Linked DNA regions of Homo sapiens: region 1 is linked to region 2. Evidence: read pairs that join two places in POLR2A ChIA-PET (ENCODE). Cell type or tissue: GM12878. All regions are shown on one strand. Each heading gives the region's core, and the rest is flanking DNA. Links, peaks and the distances in the headings are about the cores only. Region 1 overlaps SLC7A7 (solute carrier family 7 member 7). Region 2 overlaps BCL2L2-PABPN1 (BCL2L2-PABPN1 readthrough).

Evidence for each region. Peaks named below come from ENCODE experiments on the same cell type or tissue, not always from the same donor. Only the 100,000 strongest peaks of a DNase experiment are listed, where the experiment ranks them.
Region 1: POLR2A ChIA-PET joins it to region 2 with 6 read pairs; 6 of 35 experiments call an interaction of 5 or more read pairs at or near these places.

What each region holds. Positions count from the first base shown.
Region 1 is chr14:22,774,691-22,780,069 of GRCh38, reverse strand. SLC7A7 (solute carrier family 7 member 7) reads left to right here. Exons shown (of 10, transcript NM_003982.4): 3 at 19-144; 4 at 1,133-1,277; 5 at 3,752-3,875; 6 at 4,134-4,237; 7 at 4,530-4,626. Among named protein-coding and RNA genes, the nearest start is that of OXA1L, 11 kb to the right of the region's middle. In GM12878, for the core only: a CTCF peak has its summit at 2,428 (motif pointing left); a DNase peak (open chromatin) is centred at 2,405; H3K27ac peaks cover 645 bases.
Region 2 is chr14:23,309,868-23,315,246 of GRCh38, reverse strand. The region is part of intron 3 of BCL2L2-PABPN1 (BCL2L2-PABPN1 readthrough); the gene reads right to left. BCL2L2 (BCL2 like 2) reads right to left here. Exons shown (of 4, transcript NM_004050.5): 4 at 3,496-5,379. Among named protein-coding and RNA genes, the nearest start is that of BCL2L2-PABPN1, 5.7 kb to the right of the region's middle. In GM12878, for the core only: no CTCF peak of the experiment used is centred there; no DNase peak of the experiment used is centred there.

The sequences.
Region 1 (5,379 bases), core at 112-5,111, 540 kb after region 2:
GTATTATTTTTCTTTCAGGTCTCTTAACCTTCATTAACTGTGCCTATGTCAAATGGGGAACCCTGGTACAAGATATTTTCACCTATGCTAAAGTATTGGCACTGATCGCGGTCATCGTTGCAGGCATTGTTAGACTTGGCCAGGGTAAGAAATAATATTAGTAGCAACTAATCTTTTTTAAGCATTTTCTGTGAGCCGCACTCCTCTAAGTGCTCTTTGTGCATTATCTCATTTCTTACTATAACCTTATTCGGTGGGCACTATTATTATTCTCATTTTATGGATGAGGAAACAGCCTGCAGAATTAAGTACCTTGGGCCGGGCGCAGTGGCTCGTGCTTGTAATCCCAGCACTTTGGGAGGCCATCGCGGGTGGATCCATGAGGTCAGGAGTTCAAGATCAGCCTGGCCAAGATGGTGAAACCCCATCTCGACTAAAAATACAAAAATTAGCCGGGCATGGTGGCAGGCGCCTGTAATCCCAGCTACTCGGGAGGCTGAGGCAGGAGAATCGCTTGAATCCAGGAGGCGGTGGTTGCAGTGAGCTGAGATCACGCCACTGCACTCCAGCCTGGGCGACAGAGCGAGACTCTGTCCCCCCCCCAAAAAAAAAAAAGAATTAAATATCTTGCCCAAGTTGCTACCGGTAAGTAGAGGAGTTGAAATTTGTATCCAGGACAACTGACCCAAAAGTCTGTCCTTTAACTTCCATGCACGCTGCCTCCCAGAGGAGGCTGATCTTGGCAAAGGGTTGACAGCCATGCCCTGGGAGCTGCCTTTGGCAGATTGTGATAGGAGGCAGGAATCAGGCAGCCTGCAGAGCAGAACAGAACTGCATTGTTTCTATTCTCCAGCTTTTCTGCTCTATGGTGGTTTCTTATCCTAGAAAGCTACCCTGGACCCTTCCTGTCAAGATCCCCATCTATGTCATTAGGATGCAGGGCATTCTGGTCTATCTCTATAGACGTCTCTCTTCTGTTTCCTGTTCCCTTACTGGTACTCTTGCTGCCAAAGGTGTTGTAGGCCACTTACCTGCTATTATATTACCATATTCTGTCAGTCCTTTACTTGACCATCTTGAAGTGGGAGAATGAGCCACTAATCCCCTGCCTTCCAATGTTCTTGGGTTCCAGGAGCCTCTACTCATTTTGAGAATTCCTTTGAGGGTTCATCATTTGCAGTGGGTGACATTGCCCTGGCACTGTACTCAGCTCTGTTCTCCTACTCAGGCTGGGACACCCTCAACTATGTCACTGAAGAGATCAAGAATCCTGAGAGGTAGGTACTGCACCACCAACTTTCCATAGCAGTGATAGCCATCATTTAATGAGCTCCTACTACGTGCCAGACAGCATACCACAACCACTATGAGGTTAATTTTACCAGCCTCATTTTAATAGATGGGAGGCCTGAGGCTCAGAGAAGTAACTTGTCTATGATCACAGTAACAGGGCTAAAATATGAACTTACTCATGTATGCTTTGTAAATTTTTAAAGGCATTTTTACATTTGTTCATTAATTTCTGCATTAATTAAAGCAGGTTGTATTATATGCTTATGTATGTTTTTAAAACAGATTTTCCTTGATAGATATTTTATCCACCCTTATCCCCACATACATAGCTTTGGGATATAGACTTCCAGAAACCTTCCTGTGTTTCCCTCTGATACCTTCCTTGTTTCCTAAATTCATACTGACATTGTGGTATAGTTTCAGTCATTCAATTAAGTCACCCTACCATTATTGCTCTGTAGTCTATATATAGAGTGAAAAGAGAACTGGACAGGAAGTCAAGGACCTAGAGTTGATCTTTCCACTGACTTGTTGGCTAACCTTGAGGGAGTTGCCCGGCCATCTCTTTGCCTGTTTCCTTATCTGTAATTGAGGGGGTTAAATTCTGTGATCTCCATGGCCTTTCCTGGCTCTAAAATTCTATGATTCTGGGAACTAAGATTTGCCAGGGAGTGGAGTTTCGGTAAAATGTTTTTTGTTTTTTGGAGAGAGTCTTGCTGTATTTCCCAGGCTGGAGTGCAATGGCGTGATCTTGGCTCATTGCAACCTCTGCCTCCCAGGTTCAAGTGATTCTCCTGCTTCAGCCTCCCAAATAGCTAGAATTACAGGTGCCTGCCACCACGCCTGGCTAATTTTTGTATTTTTAGTAGAGACATGGGTTTCACCATGTTGGCCAGGCTGGTCTCGAACTCCTGACCTCAGGTGATCCGCCCGCCTTAGCCTCCCAAAGTGCTGGGATTACAGGCATGAGCCACTGTGCCCAGCTTTCTGTAAATGCTTAAGTGAAAAGAATCACAATTCTTATACCAATAAACTCCTTTTGGCTTGAGAAACAGAAGAGCACTCTTGGTACACAACTAGTGGTAACGCTATGGGAACAGAGATAACAGAAGCAGGATCAAGGCCTGGGTGGTACTTCCACCTACCGGACAGAAACTGCATGACTCTATTTGCAGAGTATTTGCCCCACTTTGTGCTTTTTTTTTGGCAGCCTTACTGTTAAGGATGCTTATAAAGATCATGGCTTTATTGGGCTACAGGGACCTTGAGAGCTCTTTGCATCTTTCTTTTGCCCACCAGTTAGGATGGCTCCTGAGGTTCTCAAACTGAGGAAGGGGTGGGCAGACATATCTTCCAGGCTGCTAGTCAGATACATACACTTCTCTTCCTACTGAAGGCCTATCTTATTCTCTGAAGATGTTAAATTTCACAATTTGCCTCCATAATTTCTTTTTATATTTCTCAACCTTGAGGCAAAATTGCCAATGTTGATAATCTTAGAGATGGAATCCTGACACCAAAAGATCTTTGGGGTATAAAACAAAACAACCTCCCATTTTCCTGTGCGTTATGATGCTGGGGACAGTCTTTGTTAATCCCCCCCGCCCTGCTTTTTTTTTTTTTTTTTTTTTTTTAGACAGGGTCTGGCTGCCTTGCCCAGGCTGGAGTGCAGTGGCCCAGTCATGGTTCACTGCAGCCTTGACCTCCCCAGGCTCAAGTGATCCTCCCACCTCAGCCTCCCAAATAGCTGGGATTACAGGCATGCACCACCACGCTTGGCTAATTTTTTTTTTTTTGGTTTGTTTTTGGAGACAGAGTCTCGCTCTGTCGCCCATGCTGGAGTGCAGTGGCACAATTTTGGCTTACCACAACCTCCGCCTCTCGAGTTCAAGTGATTCTCGTACCTCAGCCTCCTGAGTAGCTGGGACTACAGGTGCATGCCACCATGCCTGGCTAATTATTTATATTTTTAGTAGGAACAGGGTTTTGCCATGTTGGCCAGGCTGGTCTTGAACTCCTGACCTCAGGTGATCCACCCGGCTCGGCCTCCCAAAGTGCTGGGATTACAGGCGTGAGCCACCACGCCCAGCTGCTTGGCTAGTTTTTTGTAGAGACAGGGTTTTGCCATGTTGCCCAGGCTGGTCTCCAACTCCTAGACTCGAGCCATCTCCCTGCCTCAGCCTCCCAAAGTGTTAGTACTACAGGCATGAGCCACTGCTCCCAGCTGCACAGTCCTGTCTCCTAATATGATATTCCTTTCCCCTAATGTTCTTTAGTTCTTAAGTGTTCAGAGCTTCAGCCACTATCCAGGGCACCGTCAAAGACAAATGCATTGAGGAAATGTAGCAACAGTCTCCATCCCTGGAAAGACCGGTGTGGCAGGGAGAGTCTAAGGATTAAAGGAGAGATAGGGATATGACTGTGGGACTAATGTGCATTTTATTCTATTTGGCTGTAGGAACCTGCCCCTCTCCATTGGCATCTCCATGCCCATTGTCACCATCATCTATATCTTGACCAATGTGGCCTATTATACTGTGCTAGACATGAGAGACATCTTGGCCAGTGATGCTGTTGCTGTGGTAAAGGATTTTCACTAGCAGAAGGTTGAGGGTGTCTTGTGGGGTACTGGGTATATTCTGGCTCTTGAAAGTCCTGGAAAGGGGGTAGACAGCCTTGAAAGGAGTTCATTTAGAATACCGGGCTTGCAAGAAGGTCCTGTTAACCCCACTGTGGAAGAAAGGTTGGAATACCTAATAAGGGGAATCTGGGGGCATGCCCATCCATGTCTTTCATCCCTTTTAGATCCTGCTAATGACTCTTCCATTCTTTTCCCTTAGACTTTTGCAGATCAGATATTTGGAATATTTAACTGGATAATTCCACTGTCAGTTGCATTATCCTGTTTTGGTGGCCTCAATGCCTCCATTGTGGCTGCTTCTAGGTAAGAGTGGCAACTTTTGTGAGGGGTGTATCATCAAAGGGCTATGCAGTGGACAGAACTTACAGGACCCAGCCTTTGATTACTTGTGTTCTCCAACCGATACCACAACCTCTTTCTTCTTGTTTCTAGCAGAAGCCTGCAGTTGTCATTAATCTTAATACTGAGCTCCAGTCCATATTATCCAAATACTTTTGAAGGAAGGGATGGCAGAGAGGGAGGGCCATGTGGCAGGTGAACCAGGCTGCACCGTGTCCACCAATTTTCTCAGCTTCTCCTATCTTACCTAACATAGGCTTTTCTTTGTGGGCTCAAGAGAAGGCCATCTCCCTGATGCCATCTGCATGATCCATGTTGAGCGGTTCACACCAGTGCCTTCTCTGCTCTTCAATGTAAGTGAACTCAAGGATGAGACTGAAAGCCAGATTGCGGGGGAAACTTTAGTAACAGCAGAAGCGACTGTTCTAGCTTCCTGAAAGCTCTGAAAGATTCCAATAGAAAAACTATTGGTGGATCAGAATGTTCACCACGGGCAAGGCACTATGCTAACCGCTACAGGGGAAATCCAAATGCTCTAAGGAATGGTACACCTCTGCTCTAAGATAAGGCAAAAAGTACATGGAATACACTGTAATGATTGATTGCCATGACAGATAGTGAGTGATACGGTGTTTAAGAGAAGAAACGATCACTTCCATGGGAGTAGAGGGTGAAGAATTACATCTAGAAGTGTGTGTGTGTGTCTTAAAATCCACCAAAGTGTTCTCAGAAAAAAAAAGTGCATCTTGATGGCTAGGGTTGCAAATGGTAGAGATGGGCTTTAGGTAGGAGAAATAGCATCAGAAAATCCTGTGATAAAGCAGTATGGGTTTTAATACAGGTTGAGTATCCCTAATCTGAATATCCAAAATCTGAAATGCTCTAAAAATCTGAAACTTTTTGAGTGCTGACTTGACACTCAAAGGAAATGCTCATTGGAGCATTTTGGATTTTCAGAACAGGGATACTCAACATGTAGGAGGAGATAAGAGCGGGTTATTGTAGGTTGGAGCCATTATGGAAAGGGTCCTATGCAAGACTTTTGAGGGATTGTTTCGAGCTTGCTTTATACAGGGTTAACTTGAAGAATGGGTTGAAAAGCCAGT
Region 2 (5,379 bases), core at 177-5,176:
GCTCCCTAAGTTTGCCTTTGCATGGAAGTGGGGTAGCCATTTAAATGTGAAGGACCCTCTGTTGGGCTGCTTAATTTCCATCCTGCTTCGTTAACTTTTTAAAAATTTTGTACCTAAAGAACTTGTTTTCATATACTGTACTGGAAATATCTGGAAATATATGTTCATTGTCAAAGAATCAGAAAATACTGACAGCAAAAAGAACAAAATAAAAGCACTCATAAAGCCCACTATCCAGAGACAATCACTAATGATATTTTGGCATATATACTTCCTGAAAGTTTCAATATGCAAATATATATCAAGGCACACAGATATAAATATTTTAGCAAAATGGGATCATACTGTATATATTATTTTCTAATCTATTTTCTTTTTTTACCCAATTAAAAAAAAAAGACAAACATCTTCCCATGTCAATAAATATATTTTTCCAATTTTGTTTGTCATAGTTTTACCCAAAAGTCACCCTAGAAATGAGGCCTTCTCTGACCACTCAATTTAAAATTGAACTCTTACGTGTGTATATATACACACACATTCCCCTCAATGAATTATTTTTCTTTATGGTATTCATCGCCTTCTCACATATTACATAATTGTTAAGTTTTCTGTTTCTTTTACTATAATATAAGCAACATGAGAACAGAGATTTGCATCTGTCTGTTCACTCTACCTCAGAGCCTGTAACTGTGCTTAGCACACAGATGATGCTTGAATATTTGCTGCATAAATGACTGACTGAATAAACTACACAGCATTTCATTATGGTGTATTTTCTGCTGAGTTTCAAAATAGTCGATTTATTTCTGTATTTCTCCTGTATCTACATTTAAGGCAAATTTTATTTTATTTTATTTTATTTTTTATTTTTATTTTTTTTGAGACGGAGTCTCACTCTGTCGCCAGTCTGGAGTGCAGTGGCGCCATCTCGGCTCCCTGCAACCTCCGTCTCCCGGGTTCAATCGATTCTCCTGCCTCAGCCTCCCAAGTAGCTGGGACTACAGGGACTGCGCCACCACACCCAACTAATTTTTGTATTTTTAGTAGAGACGGGGTTTCACTGTGTTAGCCAGGACCGTCACGATCTCCTGACCTTGTGATCCTGACCTCGTGATCCGCCCGCCTCGGCCTCACAAAGTGCTGGGATTACAGGCGTGAGCCACCGCGCCCAGCCTTAAAGCAGCTTTTAAAGTCTTCAAAGGATTTGCTATTAAGTTACAACACAGAGGGCCGGGCGCGGTGGCTTACGCCTGTAATCCCAGCACATTGGGAGGCCGAGGCGGGCGGATCACGAGGTCAGGAGATGGTAACCATCCTGGCTAACACGGTGAAACCCCGTCTCTACTAAAAATACAAAAAATTAGCCGGGCGTGGTGGCGGGCGCCTGTAGTCCCAGCTACTCGGGAGGCTGAGGCAAGAGAATGGAGTGAACCCGGGAGGTGGAGGTTGCAGTGAACCGAGATCGCGCCACTGCACTCCAGCCTGGGCAACACAGCGAGATTCCATCTCAAAATAAATAAATAAATAAAAATTTAAAAAAGTAACAACACAGAATATCTACAATCTATCCATTTACTAATAATTGTAACTAAGTGTTGCCCAACTTTATTGAAGGTGTCATTTGTCCTAACACACTTAGGACCTTCTAATAGATTCAGAAGGTCCTAAGTGTGTTCTACTAGGTTCATCACAATTTAGCCCAAATATGCTGCTCTATGATGATTTGGTTTAATACAGGATTAAATTTTGGGCTATCTAAAGCGATAGATGGATTATATTTCCTTCATACAGTTCTCCACCAGTGTTATTTCTCGCTTAGGACCTTCTGAATCTCCATTTGGTGTTTTTAGAAGAAACAGTGGTCAAAACTCAACATCATATTTGCTTTTAGATGTCACAGAAGGTGGTGTCCACTATATCATTGTCTTCTTAGAAAAGCCACAAAATTTTTTTTGCCCCTCTTGAGTAACTGATAGGCTTTTATAAATCCTAAGAGGAATGTGAATTTCATTCTGTATTTTAATTTGCTTTAGCCACCAAGAAGCTCACAGCTGAATTCACAGCCTAGCTTTAGTATTTGGAAATGCTACTTATAGAATGTTTTTCTGTGCATTAATTTTCCTTTTGCCGCCATCTTATTTCAATTTTCCCTTTACCCCTACTTATTTTTTTTACTTAACCTTGACTTGAAATTCAACCCAACTTAAAAAATTTATGTTTTCCTATTATTTTGTGTATTATAGTAAGATATTGCAAATATTTTTTGGAACTAGGCAAATGCAAATCAATCATTAAATCAATCACACAACAGTGGAGATAAATACACCAGCTATCATACTTGATGATATTAACTATTAAGAACATCTAATTTCCTTTCCCATAGTGCCATATTCACTAAGCCACTCTCTGATTTTAATATGGTTTCCCCTGTAGACTTTTGTATAAAGAATAGAAAGAGAATGCTGGATTCCTCTAAACAATTATATTTCTTGCAATTTAACACATAAACCCAAGTACCAGTCTATTGCACTGGATTACAGAAAGGCTAGAAATTCCCACCTGAAATTTAAAATTAGGATCACTGTTTCAGTTAACATGATTTTGATGTGGTCCAAGATTAGAGGTAGAGAAGGATGAGCTGAATATTCTTAGAAATTCCATCCAGTTTATCAATTTGCATTAAAATGGCTGAAACCAAATGTCTCACAGGACCAGCAAAGGAAGCAGGGACTCCCATTTTTGCCAGACTCCGCCTTGCCTTATTTTTTGTTTGTTTGTTGTTTGAGATAGAGTCTCCCTCTGTCACCCAGGCTGGAGTACAGTGGCTCGATCTTGGCTCACTGCAAACTCCACCTTCTAGGTTCAAGTGATCCTCATGCCTCAGCCTCCTGAGTAGCTGGGATTACAGGCACGCACCACCATGCCCGGCTAATTTTTGTATTTTTAGTAGAGACAGGGTTTCCCCATATTGGCCAGGCTGGTCTCGAACTCCTGACCTCAAGTGATCTGCCCGCCTCGGCCTCCCAAAGTGCTGGGATTAGAGGTGTGAGCCACCGCACCTGGCCCAGACCTATTTTTAAGTCTGAGGTAGGCAGGAAGGCACCATGGAGAAATGTTCATTATTATCACACACTTCTGATTAGAGCCTGAACCACAACTGGGGGCTTGATTACTATCACACAAAGATTTTTGGTAGGTTTTCTTTGTTTCTCATTTGGTTATTGTTAGTGGCAGTCCCAGAGTACCATATACACACACCCTCCCAAGGCTCAGGTTGAAATAGAAGGAATTCTTGGCTTTGACCATTTGGCTGGTATAGGAGTGGGGTGAGGATGGGGGAAAGACTCTTTTTTTCTTAATGATCCCAACACTTTCTCAAATCCCTGTTATTCTAATTCTTGCCTTTAACAAGGTCATGAAGAGATGATTGGATCAAGGAAATGTCCTGACCCCAGGCTATACAGTGTAGAAGTCACAAACCCTGTTCAGTCCTTCTCATTAAACTTCTGGGCTTTATTTATTGTTTTTAATACGATCATTACATATTACACAAAAATAAAAGTCAAATGAACTTGGTATTTATAAATTATTAAATAAAAATACAGGAATATAGATTTATATTTATAGAGCTTTCTTTTCTTCTAAACTAACCAAATCTGTTCTGCCGTTTTATGATTTTAAAAAAGTAAAATAGTGTTTGTGTGCCCTAGAATAAGTGGGGAGTGGGATTAATAATCGCAGGACCGAGTTGCCCTACTTCCGCTCCTTCCTTGGCCTAAACAAAGTCCCTATTTGTCCCTTTGGGCTCTGGAGAGCAAGAAACCCCTCTCCTCCTACTTAATCTTTGAAAAATGGCAATTACATTTATTTCCCTTATTTTTTAAAAAATGAAATGGATTTAAAAATTGGGAACCATACTCAGCCTTCTTGGCCAAGAGCTAATCCCAAGGAACTATATGGCTCTAGAAGAGAGTCCCTAGTTTTCCCTGACAGAAGAGTCTCTGGGGTTTCCCTTCAAGCTAAGAAGGGCAGGACAGGTCAAAATTGCCCACTGTGGTCCCATCTAAGCTATGCTTCTGGGAATCCAGACCAAGCCCTTTACCCTTTCAGAAAACAGCCTCTCTTTCCACCCAGGTGTCAAGGCTTCAGAGCAGGGCATTTTGGTAACCTGGCCATGGTCCCTGCAGCTCCTCTTGGCTAAAGGTCCCGGGGAATGCTAACAGGGATATGTGTCCTGTGGTAGAGGGTAGGGTGAAGAGTGTGCTCCATACCTGGGGAAGGAAGCACAGACTCCAATTTGGAGCCGATGGTCTAGTCAGTGGTTTTCCAACTTTTTTTCAGCAGCAAACCCCTTAATGCAAATAAAATCTTACCCTGAACCCCAATATGTAAGACAGCTACAAGGGGAGCTGTTCTGTTTGAGGGCAAATTGCCCAGCCTGCTCAGCTCCCCACCCCCTTCATCTCCCCAAGGACTCCTGAGGCAACCCCTAGGAAACTTCAGGGCTCTGCCAAGCAGTTTGAAAACCACTGGCCTAGTTTGTCCTGAGCAAGTCAGAGACCCCCCACCCCAACTGCTTGCCACAAGCTGGCTCTGAGTTTCTGGTGTCAGCATACTCACAACAAGACCAAGTGGCACATGCAGCCTACCACCTCCCCTAGAAATACCATGAAAAAGTGCAGCCCTCTCTCAAAAGCAGAAGTCTGGACTCAACACCTGAGGCCAATTTGGTCCCACGTTCTGGCGAGCACAACTACGTTGCCACATTCTAGGACCAAGTGAAAATCTCCAAGAAGAGTCAACCATGGTCTAGCTAAGGTGATCAGTGCTCAGGACCACAGGCAGGGTTCTAGAGCACTGTGTCAGAAAGTTAGCATTGGAGAGCAGCAATCTTAGCACCTTGGAAAGTGCAGCAGTGAGGTCTGGCTCAGGGCATGCATCTGGAGTGAATAATTTCTTCCTCAAAAGAAAAAGCCATAATCTGAAGCTGTTCTAGAGGACTGCGAGTTCCAAAGTTAACATCCTCAGACTCTGAGGTACAGACAAGTAACACCCATGCAAACAGTGTGGCTTCAAATAAATCATAAATGCTTCTAGGTCATGGTAGGTACTCTAGAACCCATATGCCTGGCCCCTGATAAAGCCGAACCAAAGCCCACAACACAGCATAGGCCAGTCCTGGAGTACCCATCACCCTCACACCCATGGGATTCAGATCTGAAATGGTCATCTCAAGGCATCAACAGTCTCACTGAGACACAGTGTGGGACCCAGACTGTATTCTAGATCAGCACTTATGCCCACAACCTCAAAAGGAAAATTAGTTAGGGCCCCAATTTAGAGTTTCAGTTTGGGTACAGAGGTCCCAGAGATTGG